2 separate regions of the Homo sapiens genome follow, and region 2 is linked to region 1. Evidence: read pairs that join two places in POLR2A ChIA-PET (ENCODE). Cell type or tissue: Caco-2. All regions are shown on one strand. Links, peaks and the distances in the headings refer to the core of each region. The heading gives the core; the rest is flanking DNA.

Region 1 (8,352 bases), core at 248-8,247:
TATTCCAAAAAATTGAGGAGAAACGATTCCTCCCTAACTCATTCTATGAGGCCCAAACAGAAAAAAATCTTAATTAAAAGAGAAAAAATATAGAGAAACATTATAGAGTCTAATGTTGAACTACTAGGAGTTCTAGAAAGAACAGAGAAAACAAAGTAGAAATGATTTCTTTAGAAATAAGAGAAATAATACAAGGAAATTTACTTAGATGATGAGAGAAACAAATATTTACAAAAAAGAATAGCTCTGGAAGAATAAAACACCAAGCTTAAAAAGAAGATAATAAAAACATTTAAAGAATGAAGTCTAGATCCTTGAAGCATCACCATACTATCTTCCACAATGGTTGAAGTAATTTACCTTCCCACAAACAGTTTAAAAATGTTCCTATTCTCCACAGCCTCACCAGCATCTATTGTTTCTTGACTTTTGATAATCACCATTCTGACTGGCATAAGATGGTATCTCATTGGGTTTTTATTTGCATTTCTCTAATGATCACTGATGTCAAGCTGTTTTAAATACATTTGTTGGCTGCGTAAATATCTCCTTTTTTTTTATTATACTTTAAGTTCTGGGATACATGTGCAGAACGTGCAGGTTTGTTACATAGGTATACACTTGCGATGGTGGTTTGCTGCACCCATCAACCCGTCATCTACATTAGGTATTTCTCCTAATGTCTTCTTTTGAGAAGTGCCTGTTTATATCTTTTGCCCACTTCTTGATGGGGTTGTTTTTTTTCTTGTAAATTTGTTTAAGTTCCTTGTAAATTCTGGATATTAGACCTTAGTCAGATGGGTAGATTGCAAAAATTTTCTCCCATTCTGTAGGTTGCCTGTTCACTCTGATCATAGTTTCTTTTGCTGTGCAGAAGCTCTTTAGTTAGAGATACAATTCGACCCAGAAATCCCATTACTGTGCAATACCCAAAGGAATATAAATCATTCTACTAAAAAGACACATGCACATGTATGTTTATTGCAGCACTATTTGCAATAGCGCAGTCATGGAACTAACCCAAATGTCTGTAAATGATAGACTAGATAAAGAAAATATGGTACATACACATCATGAAATACAATGCAGCCATAAAAAAGGAATAAGATCATGTCCTTTGAAGGGACATGGATGAAGCTGGAAGCCATCATCCTCAGCAAACTAATGCAGGAAGAGAAAACCAAACACTGCATGTTTTCACTCATAAGTGGGAGTTGAACAATGAGAACACATGGACACAGGGAGGGGAATAACACATACTAGGGCCTGTTGTAGGGTGGAGGGTGATGGGAGGGATCTTAGAAGATGGGTAAATAGGTGCAGCAAACCACCATGGCACATGTATACCTATGTAACAAACCTGGATGTTCTGCACATGTATCCTGGAACTTAAAGTTAAAAAAAAAAAAGGCTCTAAAAACACACAAAAAAGAATGAAGTGAAAAAGTCAAATGAAAGAAGAATCTAATTGATATCAGTCTTTTCATTATTAATGTTGGATTTAAAAAGAAAGGGTGAGACTTTCAAGTTTCTGAATGAGAGAAAGACCTTTTTTTAGCTTTTTAGCAGGAAAGGCACTCCAGAAAATGGAAATGGATGTTTAACAATGTAAATATAAGTGAAGAAAGTGTTCTCAAGAAAGATCAGCAAACTAGTGCTGACATTTTACAAATTTCTAAATTATGTGAGATTTTATTGCAGAGAGAAAATAATTTTAGAGCTATTACAAAGTTTTCCTACCATAATATAATTTTAGTGTCCTAATTAACATTTTGAGGATATGCTCATAAGTGGGACTTTGGAGAACTTTCACGTATTGCCTGAAAATAAAAACTATCCTTCTCTTTTTTTCTCCTCAGATAATACCATATCTAGGCTATACATTGACGAGTAAGATAATTTTGGGTCTGTATTATATTAAGTATTGATTCTCAAGCATAACTTTGGTTTGATGATGATGCTATGGTATAAGGTTGTATAGAATGTTAACTTCTGAGGTATTCATGTTCATTGCTAAGGATTTGCTTGTGTTTTCTAAATTAAGGGTTGTGAGGTGACAAATGTGACTTTTCTAGGCATTACTATGATATTCTAGAACTTTGGAACGTCATGATGCAGAAGATAATCTGGTTCAGAGAAAAAAATACAATAAAGAAATTTTATCAGTTTTCTTTGAAGAAAGACCCCTATAAAGATCTCTTCCTGGAAATAAAATGGTAAAGAGACAGATAAAGAAACAGACAAAAAGGAAGAACAAGAGGACAAGGGAAGCTGTTTTGCTTTTTTATAATATAAAGCATAATAGCTCTTTGAGAAAATAAATGGCAGATTTATTTTCAGGAAAGAAATATTTTCTGTGGAATCAGCATGCTTGCTTTGAAAGGATGATAAAAAACTTGAAAAAAAAGTCAGTGATATTGTAGTGTGCGCACATATAGCACAGTAAGTTAGTGTTCATTCTAAACTAGCAAGGTGGGAAATTGAAAAAAGAATGAAGCAGTTGGTGTACTGATCTACTGTACAGTGTGGCTTTGGATTAAAATGAATTGAGGTAATAATCAACCCTGGTATCTTTCAGATTTCTGATGGAAAAATCAAAGAGTCTCCAAAATGGCCTTGAGAGACTGCATTTTCCATTTTATTGACTCCAAGTGGATGTATGGGAAGTTGACCCATGAAATCATTGGTAGACCAAGAGATTACCAAAATATATTAGGTAAACTCTGACCCTGGGTAACAAACATATTGTTTTATTAAAAAAAAAAAAGAATTGAAACACATATATTCTACTCTCCCATGTTCACCTTCAGGAAAAACCTGAACTGTCTAATCTCTCCTCAGTGCTGTATCTCAGTGATGTCACATAAACCAGTGGCTAAGTGGGGGTAGAATTTATGTATTCTGTATTCCAGGTTGATCTCAAATTCTTTCTAGATCAAATATATAGGTTACAAAGACTTTCCTTATCTAGTACTAACACTACTAATTGGTAAATCTAACCTCATTAAGAATTAGCCAGAGTAAGACTTTTCCCCCTTTCCAACCACGAAGCTTTCGTTGGGGATAAGTCATTCAAGGTCTAAAGAAACCTGCCCCATTTAAATTATTTCTCATATACCCTCACTGTCATTCCTTTCCCTCTTCAGCTTGACATTGTTATTGGAATTGTGCTAAGGTCCCATTTCCTTACCTCCCACATTGTTGTATACATTACAGGAAGTATCCTCTAGTCTTGTCTCAACTGTTACATGTCCTGCTAAAATTATTTCAAGGATAGAGTGTAAATGTCACCTTTCCCTAGTTTCCAGGCTCTAATTTTTGATAGTGAGACCTTTAATATTTTTGTTTTGTTTTTTATCATAACTTGAATAGCAAAGCAATCTTTAAAATTAAACTCACTATTGGCCAACACTGGAATATTCTAAAGCAATGTGAGAGTAACTTCCAAAGCTGAGAACTGAGGGATTTTTCCAACACAGTCTTCAGTTTTAGGAGTTATTCTAAATCCCTCACCTGAAATGAGAATATTCCTTATTCTGCTATTAAGTAGAATTTAGGCAAATTTAGAAAATTTTTTCTGGGCCTCCATTTTCTCATCAATAAAATAAATGTGCTCAGCTAGGTAATTTGCAAGGATACTTACAACTCTAATATAATATGTCTATATTGAAATGTCCCGTATCTGTTCAATGGAATAAGCCATAAGAATGGCTCATTGTCAAATAGCCTGAGAAACACAGAATTTTCCTACTCATCCTGGAAGTTCAAATTGTACTTTAGAATAGAAAAACTTTGAGAATTACAAAAGAAATCTGCCTTTCTTTAACTTCTTGATTCCTGGAACTATTTAAGTATATGTAATGTACACTAACATGAACAGAACACATTTTAGAAAGCATAAATCCTTAGATTGCAATTGAAAAATCTTCTCTGCCTATTTCTTACACCTTGACTCTCACACACACAAAAGCTAATGTGCATTTTTATTGAATTTAAGAATTGTCTTGAAAATGAGTTAATTATTACTTTCAATGGTCATAATTAGGCAGCACATGCCATAAATGAAATGGAGAATAATGTTACTTTGTCTCTCCAGGTAGCAGTGGTTTATCAGAGACTTCAACAAAAAGCAAAAATAATAGATAAAAGTATGACTAGAGTGGACTTTGGTAGAAATAGAAATTTGACTGTTTATATTGCTTACATTTATCTGCATAGTCACACTAACATTATTAAGTTTATAATTATTCACGATTATGTGTAATACACATATTTATTTGTATTACAAATTACAATTACACAACAAGTGTAAGAATACAAGATCCAATTTCTAATTCACTGTTCTTAAAAGCAATATAGGTTTCTAATTCAACCGATCTTCTGTAAACCAGAGTCTGGGTTGAAGATTACTATCAAGAAACAGTTATACTTTGCAAAATATTCATACCTTTGCTGGCAGACTTAATTCCTCATCTGATAACACATTAGGGGCTGACCTTGGTCCCATTGAAAGTAGTACTTATGATAAATGATAAAATTAGACTGAATTCACAGTTACTGGGAAATACTGGAAGACGTGAAACCAAGATATCTACATATGACATATGTCTCACCATGCATAATCATGAAAGTCATTTTTTAAACTATAACAAACAGCGTAGTTTGCAAATTCCTCAGGACCTCATTTTGAATATCTGCCTACCATTTTAGACTAGTCCTCTCAACATATAATACAGAAATAACTTTCTGTGATATGAATCATAAGAAAAGAGAAAGTTCTTCAAAAATGAGAAATTTCTCACCTTTTACTTTGTAAAATAATAAGTGTGCAGATTCAACTACCTATGATTTGGATATCCTGGAGGAATTTTCACCAAAAATATCTAGGTTTGCACTGCATGCAAGAAAAATGTTAACAGAACCTCCATTTGGGGGATGAAATGAATTGTTAGAAGACAACACTGTAAGATTTTTTAAGAAGGCATATAGTATAGATAAAGGATATTGCATGTCCTCATAATAATCAATGGGGGTCTCTCTCCTACAAGTAGTTCTGTATCTCCCACTCCCAATATTTCAATACTCTGAATCTCACAGCTATTAAGGGAAGCGGGACAATGCTCTCCGTGGTAGGATTTCTCACTATTTTGAAGGAGTAGGGACTTGAAATAAAACGTTGATTCATAGAAAATAAAATAATGTGATATTTTCTTTCACACCCACATTTGTAAGTTAAAAAACATTCTTGTCAAAGGCTTTCCTCCCCTTTTTACTCAACATTCTTTTATATGTAATCTATAAATAGGTTATTACAAACTTTTTGAGTATATTAGGGTTGATGATATTTATCTCTTCGTCATCACTTGCCAAGCAATGATGGACAACAATGAACATCATCTTGGCAGCGGATATTTGAAACTGAGTCGAGTAACTTGAAAAACTTGAAGAAAGCTTCTTTTGATGAGGGTACATAGCGTTATGGTATATAGCGGGGGAGTTTTTGGTGTAAGTATGCATATATAGAAAGAAGCGTGTAGGAATGTTTGGCAGTCATAAGAATAATGTGGTATATATAAAATATTTGTCAAGCAATCTGCAACACTTGGGTCTGATGTGACTCATTCCCTTTCACTATCATAATTTTAAGGAGCTGTCAAGCATACAGAGATGCCTGCTACTGCCACCACATGGAGAATAGTTAGCTCAACCTGGCCAGCTGGAATACTTGAATCCACTCCACTGATAATTATTTCAAAGATGGGCAAAAAAAAAAAAAAAAAAAAAAGCATGACCAGAGTTTTACTTGTAATTTTCCACAGAATATCCCAAGATATTCTCTTGAGAATATCTCATCTCATTCCCAAGGAGCTTGGGTATCTCATCTTTTGAAAATATCTTTATTTTTTACTGTGAGAGATAAAAAGCTAGTGATAACTATATTCCTTATGAAGAAGAGTCTTTCTGAGAATGAATTTGATGTACTATGGGAGGAAAAATCAAGAGATAAGAGAAAGAGCCAGAGGAAATGAATCTTTGAGGTCCATATTCAGTTGTATTAGTGTACCTTTTGCCTTTAAAATGGCATAGTCAGATAAATGCCCCTTTTCCTTTTTTTGTTTATTTGAAAACTGATTTGAGTTGGCTTTTTATCACTTGAAATCTAAGATACACATTAATATTGAACTCAGAATCATTAAGTATCTTCCACATATTAACCCAACATAAAATTGAAGTTAGGTTTAAATGCAGGATAGCTTGCTCCTTTTTTACCTACCAGTAATTTAAAAGCCTTTCAAATAAAGGGAAGTTGAGATTATACATTTAAAAATAACACATGATAACAATTTGGTCTGAGAATTATTGAGCTCGATTTTGACTGGAATGTTTGCAATTATGTCATTAAATAGTTTATCAATTATCTAATACATGTAATGATATTTAATTAATTACCTGTTTACTAATCTTCCTAATAAGAATGATGGTCATGTTCTTACTATCATAGTTGATCAAAACAGTTAATCCTTGTGAAAATAATTTTCAAAGCTATACAACATCATATTTACAAAAAATTTATTATTTACCTATTTAAAAAAAATTATTATTTGAGATATTATTGGTGAAACTGATACATTTTCTTATTTAAAAAAAAAATTTTAAGCCTATTTTTCTACTGGAAGTTCCTTTCAGTAACTACGTTGTCAAGGCATTTCATTGCTATCAGAACAACAGAAAATATGGAGGTTCTCTATAATCATGTCATACAATAAAGCATTAGTTTAATTACCTGACAATTTGAGCTGATATTTGAAATGAATTTTTAATACTCTCTGAGTACATTAATTTATATTTTGAATTATGATTTTGCATATTATCCAAGTGTATGAATCCTTTAACTCTCATTATCTTTGACTAACTATGGAAAGAGTTCTAATTGTAATGCAAATCATTCTTGTTTTTGTGTATATGTGTGTTTGCCTGGAAGAAATTATGATTTAATTTGCTTTTAATTAGAAAAGTAATTTCAGCACAAAGCTTCAGAAAACAGAGGGAAGTAGAAATGAAACCTCTTGATCCTCTAGGATGCCTTAAGGAAAAATGGAGACATAGCTTATCTCCTTTGTGTGTGTTCATTTCAAAACATAAACAACGTTGTCCCACGTTACATTTTAGAAAATACAACTGCACCTACAAGTTAATAAGCTTGATTATTTTATTATATATTAAATCATAAAATATAAATATGCATGTGGTATTCATCATGGAGAGTCATATGAAAACGTGTGTGTGTGTGTGTGTGTGTGTGTGTGTGTATTTAACTTTCTTCTAACTATTCTAAATCTTATTTTTTTGTTTCACCTTAAATGAACTGGCTATATATGCTCTCATTCCTTCAATATTAAGTGTTTAAATATTTTCTGAACTTTTACAACATTCAGATATTGGCTTAATATTATGTGAACTGGAGAAACATCTGCCAAACAATGTTTCACAAACTACTAGTTATGAAAAATTATTATTGTTGATACTCCCAAGCTCTATGAAACTTTGGGACATCCTCTGTTAATCAAAATCTTCACCATGCTAATGTGTTTAAATATCATTTGAGTTAAAAGTGTGCCCAAAAATAATTTGAAAGCAACCACAAGAAAATTCAATTTATCTTTAAAATCTCAAGGTTTGTTCTTAGCACAATTTGTTTTTGTATATAATATGAGACAACAATATTTTCTTTGAATTCAATATGAAAAGAAAGACTTTGAAATCAGTAGAAGCTCCATGCTAACTCAGAATTGTTCAATAAGTTTATGCAAGATGACCAGGAGAAAGGTAGAAGCGAGGTCTAAACAGTTTAGCAAACTATCGAAAGGACAAAAAACCAAACACCGCATGTTGTCAATTATAGGTGGGAACTGAACAATGAGAACACATGGACACAGGAAGGAGAACATCACACACCAGGGCCTGTTGTGGGGTGGGGGGATGGAGGAGGGATAACATTAGGAGATATACCTAATGTTAAATGAAAGGTTAATGGGTGCAGCACACCAACATGGCACATGCATACATATGTAACAAACCTGCACGTTGTGCACATGTACCCTAAAACTTAAAGTATAATAATTAAAAAAAAAACAACAACATTAAGCATTAAACTAAAAAAAAAAAAAAAAAAAAAGAGTTTCTCATTATTAGTGTAATAAGCTCTCCAAGGCACAGGTGGAGATCTTCTAGAGCCAGAGTCCCAGCATCCCCATGTTCGCCCTTGTGTGTTCTCTCCTTGCCATTCCTTGATCATGCAGTCAGGGAAGTAGTTTCTTAGAGGGGCCATCAAGAGACATGAGTGAGGAAACA
Region 2 (8,352 bases), core at 326-8,325, 78 kb after region 1:
GCTTAAAAGTGAAATGTAAAGTTATAAACTTTTTAGGAAAAAAAAGAGAAAATCTTTGTAGCTTAGATTTAGAAAAGATGTATTAGACTTAACACCAAAAGCATGATTCAAAAAAGGAAAATGTAATAATCACAATTAAGATTAACACTTTTAATTCTTCAAAAGATTCTGTGAAGATGAAAAATAAGCTATAGACAGAGAAAACATTTGCAAATTACACTAGCAAGAAAGCACTTGATTTAGAATATATGAAGTTCAAAACTCAGCAATAAAAACATAATCTAATTTAAAATTATGCAGAAGCAGCAGACATTTCACTAAGAAGTATAAACAGATGACAACATGAAAAGATGTTCAACATCATTAGCCTCAGGGAATGCAAATCAATAGCCAAATGAGATATCACTATGTACATATCAGCATGACTAAATTAAAAATTAACAAATAAACAAAATATGATAACACCAAATGCTGATGAAGATGTAGGGGAACTGCATTACTCACATTTGCTAATGGAAATACAAAATCACATAGGCACTCTAGAAAAGAGTATGTCAGTTTCTTACAAACTAAGCATGCGCTTACCACACAACCCAGAACTGTACTCCTTCACATTTGTATCAGAGACAGAAAAACTGATGTTTACACAAAAAACTGTATATAACTAATGCCCATAGTCACTTTATTCATAATAGCTCCAAAATGGAAGCAACTCAAATGTCCACCAGGTAAATGGTTAAACAAAATGTGGTACAATCACACCACAGAATACACACTAATTAGCAATAAGAAGAAACAGACCAACTTGTGTATAAAGATAATTCTACTGAGTAAAAATCTCCAATCATAAGGTTAGATATACCTGTTCGATTTATAGAACATTTTTGAAGTTACAAAATTAGAGAGAAAAGGAAGAGATATGATATTTCCAGGGATTATGAACTGGAGAAGGAAATGATGGAAGGAAGATGGATGTTTCTGTAAAAGTATAGCAGGAAAGATCCCTGAAATGAAACTATCTGTTCTGTATCTTGACTGTGGTTGTCACGTGAATCTTCACATCCGATAAAATTGAATAGAAATAAATATATGCACATACAGATATGTGCACACAAGCACATGAATTACACAAATCAGTGCTTGTAAAACTGTGGATTCTAAATAATGTTGGTGCCTTTTATCCATATTAATTTGCTGATTTCGCTATGCTTATGTAAAATATTACCACAGAAAAAACCCGGTGAAGGGTATGCAGAATCTTATTATTTATTACAACTCTACATGAACCTATGATTCTCTCAAAACATTTTTCTTGAGGCGGGCAAATCACCTGAGGTCAGGAGCTCGAGACTAGCCTGGCCAACATGGCGAAACCCTGTCTTTACTAAAAATACAAAAATTAGCCTGGCGTGGTGGTGCACACCTGTAGTCTCACCTATTTGGGAGACTAAGGTGGGAGAATCGCTTGAACCCAGGAAGCAGAGGTTTCAGTGAGCTGAGATGGTGCCACTGCACTCCAGCCTGGGCAACAGAGCAAGATTCTGTCTCAATTAAAAAAAAAAATTCTAAAATAAGGCAAAATAAGATGAATGAGACTAATTCACTTTTAAAAACATTAACTGGTAAATTATTTTTAAAATTTTAACTTGCAAGGGAATTCTACCTTCCATCCCAGGTTGGAAGAAGCATTACTCCCATCTTCACAGCCATGAAGACCTAGACAAAGAGCTGGATTAAATTCAAATTATGACTTTTTTTTAATCTAACAAAAAGAAGCTGAGGTACCATAACAACCAGCAACCCAAAACCTAAGGAGGTGTCTGCATGGGGAGAGAGAAGAGAGGATGTGCACATCTGGAGTAAATGCAACCAGTTACGGGTATGAACAGTTAGAATATAGAATAATTGAAAAAAATGAGTGAAAATGGAGTGCAGGCTGATGCAGAAATATGAAATACCTAGGATGCAGGCAAACAAACAAACAAGCAAACAAACTGGGGCAATATGTAACCTCTTTTAGGTTGTTTTCCTCCATGAACTCCATTGGATGCTTACAGAAAATACTATTCAAAAAAAAAAAAAAAAGCTCTAAGTAGCAGGACAGACCTGGAAGACAAAAAGAACACACCTATGCAAAAGCAGCAAAAAATTTTGCCTGGATTTTCTTCACTATCCCCACCATGAAACAAAAGCCTCAATCTATAGGGGAAAACCTATAAGGACATTGGTGAAATCTCATTGAATAAGGGATAAAGGAACAAGAAAAAGAAATTTGTAGTCCTGTGGGAGAAACAGGATTACGCACTGACCCCGTATCTGCAGCCATAGAAGGGGCAGAGTTAAAGAAGTCCCTAAACACAAGAAAACAGTGCATGCCTAAGACAGAGGTTCAACCAGAACAACAGAGATCACAGCTTATTTCTTCCTACCACTAGGCTATCTAGCTTTTTGAAAAACAAGTAACAGTAGACTTCTACTGGGGGAAGTATAGGAGAAGCACAAGTACATTTGAGTATATTTATGTAATCTCTATTTTAATCCATTGATCTATCATTCTATCTCACACTGTCTGTTTTACTGCAGGTTTTTAGTAAGGCTTAAAATCCAGTATTGTGATTTCTCCAACTGTATTCTTCTTTCCAAAATTGTTCATCTTTTGGAGTTCCTTTACTTTTGCATATAAACTTTTGATTTACCATGTCAATATCAATGAAACCACCTACTGGGACCTTGATTAGACTAACTTTAAGTTCATAAACTGATTTGAGGAGAATAGACTTCTTTATTACGCTGAGACTTCGAAACTGGGAACCTGTTATGTCTCTGCATTTATTTAGGTCTTTGATTACTTTCATCAATATTGCATAGTTTTCAGCTGACAGATCTTGTACATTTTCTGTGAGATTTGTATTTCATATTTTCACAACTATTCTTGTTATATTTCAGAGCTATTCTAAATAATACTGACATTTTAGTTTCTAATTGCTTATTATGTCAAAATTATTATATGTGGAAATGCAATTGATTCCTGTATGCCAAACTTGTAACTTGTGATCTTATTATTCTCTTATTAGTTTTAGGACATTTTTTAGAAAAAAAAAAACACTGAAAGTTTATAATAGATAATCATGTCATGAGTGAAGAGAAATCATTGTGTTTTTTTTTTCAAATATATGTGCCATTCACTTTGGGTCCATCATGGCGGACGGCATGCAGAACTAGATTGAAGCTCTGACTCTGACAGACAGAGCAGTGTGCGGGGGTTCGCATAGTGTATTTTAGCTCCAGAACGATTACAGGAATAAATCAGGAATCCTAAGAGGACCTACAGACCCTCTAAGGAAGCAGACTGTTTCTGCAGGACCCGGAAGACACCACAAATACTGTGAGTGCCCAAACTGCGGAAGTGGGAAAGGGAGAGCTTTTGCCCTCCCCAACCATCCCAAACCAACACACACACCTCCTGGGTAAATAGAAGGTCTAGTTTGCAGGAGAAGATTCTGGCCTTACCTGGAGCTGAATCCATTTAGAGAGCCCAGCGAAATACAGGGGTAGAGGAAGCAGCGGGAAAGGCCCTGGGAGCTAGCTGGTCTCCAACCAGGCCATTCCTGCCTGGCATCACAGGAATTCTTCGGGAGGGCAGCCAGTGGTATGGGGAAAACGCCGCAGGTAAAAGCAAATCTCTAGCTGAACTTTGTAACAATTTGAACCAGCTGAAAAGCCTCCCTTTTGTTTAGCAGCTGGGAGGCGGGTAACCTGGGGCAAGTTCTCAGCTCTGCGCACTGCCTGCCTAGTGCTGTTAATGGCGGCAGGGTGGCTGGGTGAGGCCGGTGACTGCTGGCTTTCTCACACTTCCTGACAATCTGCATGACTCAGCAGAGGCAGCCATAATCCTCCTAGGTACACAACTCCATTGACCTAGGAACCTCCCCTCCAACCCCGAGAGCAGCTGCAGCAGGTCCTGCCCAAGGAGAGTGTGAGGTCGGCCACGCCTAGCCCCGCCTAGCCCCGCCCCCACCTGATGGTCCTTCCCTACCCACCCTGGTAACTGAACACAAAGGCCATATACTCTTGGGAATTCTAGGGCCCCACTCACTGCCGGTTCCTCTCCAGACTACCATAGCTGATGCTCTCTGGAAAGCGCCACCTCCAGGTAAGGAGGCCAACCAGCACAAAAATAGAGCATTAAACCACCAAAGCTAAGAACCCTCACAGAGTCCATCCCATTCCCCTGCCACCTCCACTGGAACAGGTACTGGTGTCCATGGCCGAGAGACCCACAGACAGTTCACATTACAGAACTCTTTGCAGACAACCCCCAGTACCAGTCCTGGAGCCTGGTAAACTTGCTGGGTCTTGGCTCTTAGGAAGCCACATCCATAGGAAAATTGGGAGAGTACTACGCCAAGGGAACACCCTGTGAGACAAAAGAATCTGAACAGCCTTCACCCCTTGACCTTCCCTCTGACAGAGCCTACCCAAATGAGAAGGAACAAGTAAACCAACTCTGATAATGACAAAACAAGGCTCTTTAACATCCACCCCCGCCCCAAATCACACTAACTCACCAGCAATGGATCCAAACCAAGAAGAAATCCCTGATTTACCTGCAGAAGAATTCAAGAGGTTAGTTATTAAGCTAATCAGGGAGGCACCAGAGAAAGGCGAAGCCCAGTGCAAGGAAATCTAAAAAACGAAACAAGAAGTGAAGGGAGAAATATTCAAGGAAATAGATAGCATAAAGAAAAAACAATGAAAACTTCAGGAAACATGGGATACACTTATAGAAGTGCAAAATGTTCTGTTAGGTCTTAGCAATAGAATTGAACAAGTAGAAGAGAGAAATTCAGAGCTCGAAGACAATGTCTTCAAATTAGCCCAATCCAACATCGACAAAGAAAAACGAATAAGAAAATATGAACAAAGCTTTCAAAGAGCCTGGGATTATGTTAAACAACCAAAACTAGGGACCTAAAGTGTTCCTGAGGAAGAAGAGAAATCTAAAATTTTGGAAAACATATTTGGGGAATAATCAAGGAAAACTTCCCCAGCCTTGCTAGAGACCTAGACATCCAAATACAAGAAGCACGAGGAACACCTTGGAAATTCATCTCAAATATATGTGCCATTTTACTTATTTTTCTTGCCTTATTATGCTGGCTAGGATTTCCAGTATAATGCTTAATATCAATGATGAGAGTAGACATTCATGGTTTTTTTTTTTTTTCTGATCTTAAGAGAAAACTTTCAGTACTTCATTATTAAATATGAGGTTAGGTAGGTTAAGTAAATTTTGTAAACATTCTATTATGTTCCAAGTTTACTGGCAGCTTTTAACATGAACAGATGTTAAATTTTCTCAAATGCTATTTCTCTATCAACTAATATAATCACATTTTTATTTGTTTTATACTGATGATATAATGTATTACATTGATATATTTTTTGAATATTGAACCAGTTATTATTGCTACAATAAAACCTACTTGGTTATGGTATAATATTCTTTTTATATATTGCTGTATTCAGTTTGCTAATATTTTTTGAGGATTTTCAGATCTATGTTCATGATGAAAATTTGTCTGTTTGTATGTTCATTTTCTTGTACTATCTTCCATCTGGTTTTGATATCACAGCTATTCTTGACTCAGAAATTGGAAAGGTCTTCTTCCTGTTCATTTTTTAACTTTTTTGGAGTTGACTTTTTTCTTTAAATGCTTGATATTACTTCCCAGTGACATGACTTGTGCATAAAATGTCCTTTCCCATACCATTTTAACCATTATTTTAAGTTTCTTAATAAGTTTACTTTTGAGTAAATTTTGATAGCTTTCTGGTATGATTTGAATGTTTTGTCCCTCTGTAACTCATGTTGAAACTTGATCTCTAATGTAACAGTATTAAGAGATGGGGCATTTAAGAAGTTGTGTCATGAGGATTCTACCCTCATAAATGGATTCATGTATTCATGGATTAATAGATTAATGGATAAGTGGATTAATGAGTTACCATGGGAGCAGGTCCATTATAACAACCAGTTTGGCTCTCAGTGCACCTCTCTCACCCTGTGATGCCCTGTGTCAGGTAATGATGCAGCACCAGGCCCTCACCAGAAGCTGACCAGATGTGGCTGCCCAATCTTGGACTTCTCAGCCTCCAGAACTCTAAGAAACATTTTCTTTATAAATTAATTAGTCTTAGGAATTCAGTGATAGCAACAGAAGGGACGAAGACACTTTTCCCTTTCATGAAGTTGGTCCATGTCATCTGAGTTGTAAATATTTTTGTTCATAGAGTTTTCTTCCAGCATCTTCTTATTAATTTTTTAACCTTTGCATGGTCTGTAGTAGTATTCACTGTTTTATTTCTAATATTGACAAAAATGTATGTCTTCTGTCATTTTATTCTTTATCAGACTAGTTAGAAGTTTATCAATTTTGTCATTTTTCCCATTAACCATCTTTTTGTAGTTTTATTCATTTTGTGTGTGTGTTCTGCTATTAATTTCATTGCTCTCTGCTCCTATTTTTATTTCTTTTCTTCTGATTTCTTTAGAATTACTGTTTTTAATTTTTCAAGTTTCCTTAGAAAAGCTTTGATTTTAGGTTTGAGACTTTCTTGTTTTCTAATATTAGCATTTATTCCAATAAACTTCCTTCTAAGCACTGCTTTTGATAATGTTGTATTTTAAATTTTATTCAGTTCAAAATATTGTCTAATATCTATTGAGATTTCCTATTTAAGCTTTTAAATAACTTTGAAATATATTTTTAGATTTCCAAATATTTGCAGATTTTCCAGATTTAATTTGCAGATTAAATCTGCAGATCCAGATTTGCAGATTTAATTTCATTATGATCAAGGAACATACTTGTGTGCTTTCAATTGTTTTACATAAGGTTTCATTATCTTTTACAAGATGATGATTAATACTAATGAATGATTTCATACCAACTTGAAAATAATGTCTATTCTACTGTCATTTGGTAGTGTCCTATAAATGCCAATTATATCCATTCGGTTTATGATACTGCTTAGCTATTCTATCTTCTTGAGGATTTTAAAATTTATTATTGTGTTGATAATTTAGAGAAGCATTTCAAACCTCCAACTACAGTTGTGGATTATACATTTCTACTCTGAGATTTCAAATACATGTGAAATATATATTTATATTTTCATGTATGTCAAATATATTTTTAAATATTTTCAAATTTTCTGGATTTCTTATTTTGTTTATTAATGTTTTCCTATTTTAACTTCTGTACCTTTAAATTTTAGTGTCTAATGAATAAGTCCACACCTACTATTATTCTTTCCTTTGTTTTATTCATTGAAACTTTAATTTTTTTCTAGATTGACATTGATATCCCTTTGTGATAGCACCCCCCCAAAAAATTGTATTGTATTTGATTGCCGTTGTATTCATTGCATAATTTTAATGCTAACAAATTGGATAAATTTTTCAGAAAGTGGGCAGATTGACATTTCTGGCAGAACCCTAGGAGCAGAAAAAAAATCTGAAAAACAAATAAGGTAACACCACCTATATTTTTATATGTTGCTTTTAGTGTCATGTGTGACTTAGTCTCATTTCCGGACAGGGAATTTATGAACTCTGTGTATGGGGGTAGACAGAGTAAGGCCGATAGTAAAGATTTTCTAGCATTCCAAAAATAATCCTGCATTTATCCTGATAAAAAATCCAGAAAAAGATCCTACCAGAAAAGAAAACTCCAGGCCAATATCCCTGATGAATACAGGTTCCAAATTTCTCAACAAAATACTAATAAACTGAATGTTACAGCATGTTAAAAGAATCATACGCCATGATGAAATGGGATTAATTTCTAAGATATACAAGGATGGTTCAACATAAAGATCAATCAATATAATACATCACATTTAACAGAACAAAGGAACAAAGAGAAAATTACATAATCACCTCAATAGATGCACAAAAAGCATTTCACAAAATTCAACCCTGTTCCTGATGATAAAAAGAAAGAAACACTCAACAAACTAGGAATAAAAGGAAATGCAAATTGAAACCACAGTGATATAATCACCTCAAACCTGTTAGGATGGCTACTATGAAAAAACAAAGGATAAATATTGTCAAGGATGTGAGGAAATTAAACCCCCTGTGTAGTTAGTGATAATGTAAAATTGAGCAGCTACTATGGAAAACAGTATGGAGGTTTCTCAAAAAATTAAAAATATAATTACCATGTGATCCAGCAATTCCATTTCTGGGTATTTATCCAAAATAATTGAAATCAGGCTCTCAAAGAAATATTTGCACTCCTACATTCATAGCAGCATTACTCAGAAATGCCAAGTGGTAGAAAC

The links. Peaks named below come from ENCODE experiments on the same cell type or tissue, not always from the same donor. Only the 100,000 strongest peaks of a DNase experiment are listed, where the experiment ranks them.
Region 2: POLR2A ChIA-PET joins it to region 1 with 12 read pairs; 3 of 35 experiments call an interaction of 5 or more read pairs at or near these places.

The regions. Positions count from the first base shown.
Region 1 is chr2:78,460,261-78,468,612 of GRCh38, forward strand. All of the region lies in intron 2 of LOC124906027 (a long non-coding RNA gene), which reads right to left. Among named protein-coding and RNA genes, the nearest start is that of SNAR-H, 510 kb to the left of the region's middle. In Caco-2, for the core only: no CTCF peak of the experiment used is centred there; no DNase peak of the experiment used is centred there.
Region 2 is chr2:78,538,062-78,546,413 of GRCh38, forward strand. It overlaps LOC124906027 (a long non-coding RNA gene), which reads right to left and starts at 3,829. Exons shown (of 3, transcript XR_007087117.1): 1 at 3,511-3,829. It overlaps LOC105374820 (a long non-coding RNA gene), which reads left to right and starts at 7,470. Exons shown (of 4, transcript NR_136312.1): 1 at 7,470-7,536. In Caco-2, for the core only: a CTCF peak has its summit at 4,156 (motif pointing left); a DNase peak (open chromatin) is centred at 4,040; H3K4me3 peaks cover 2,202 bases.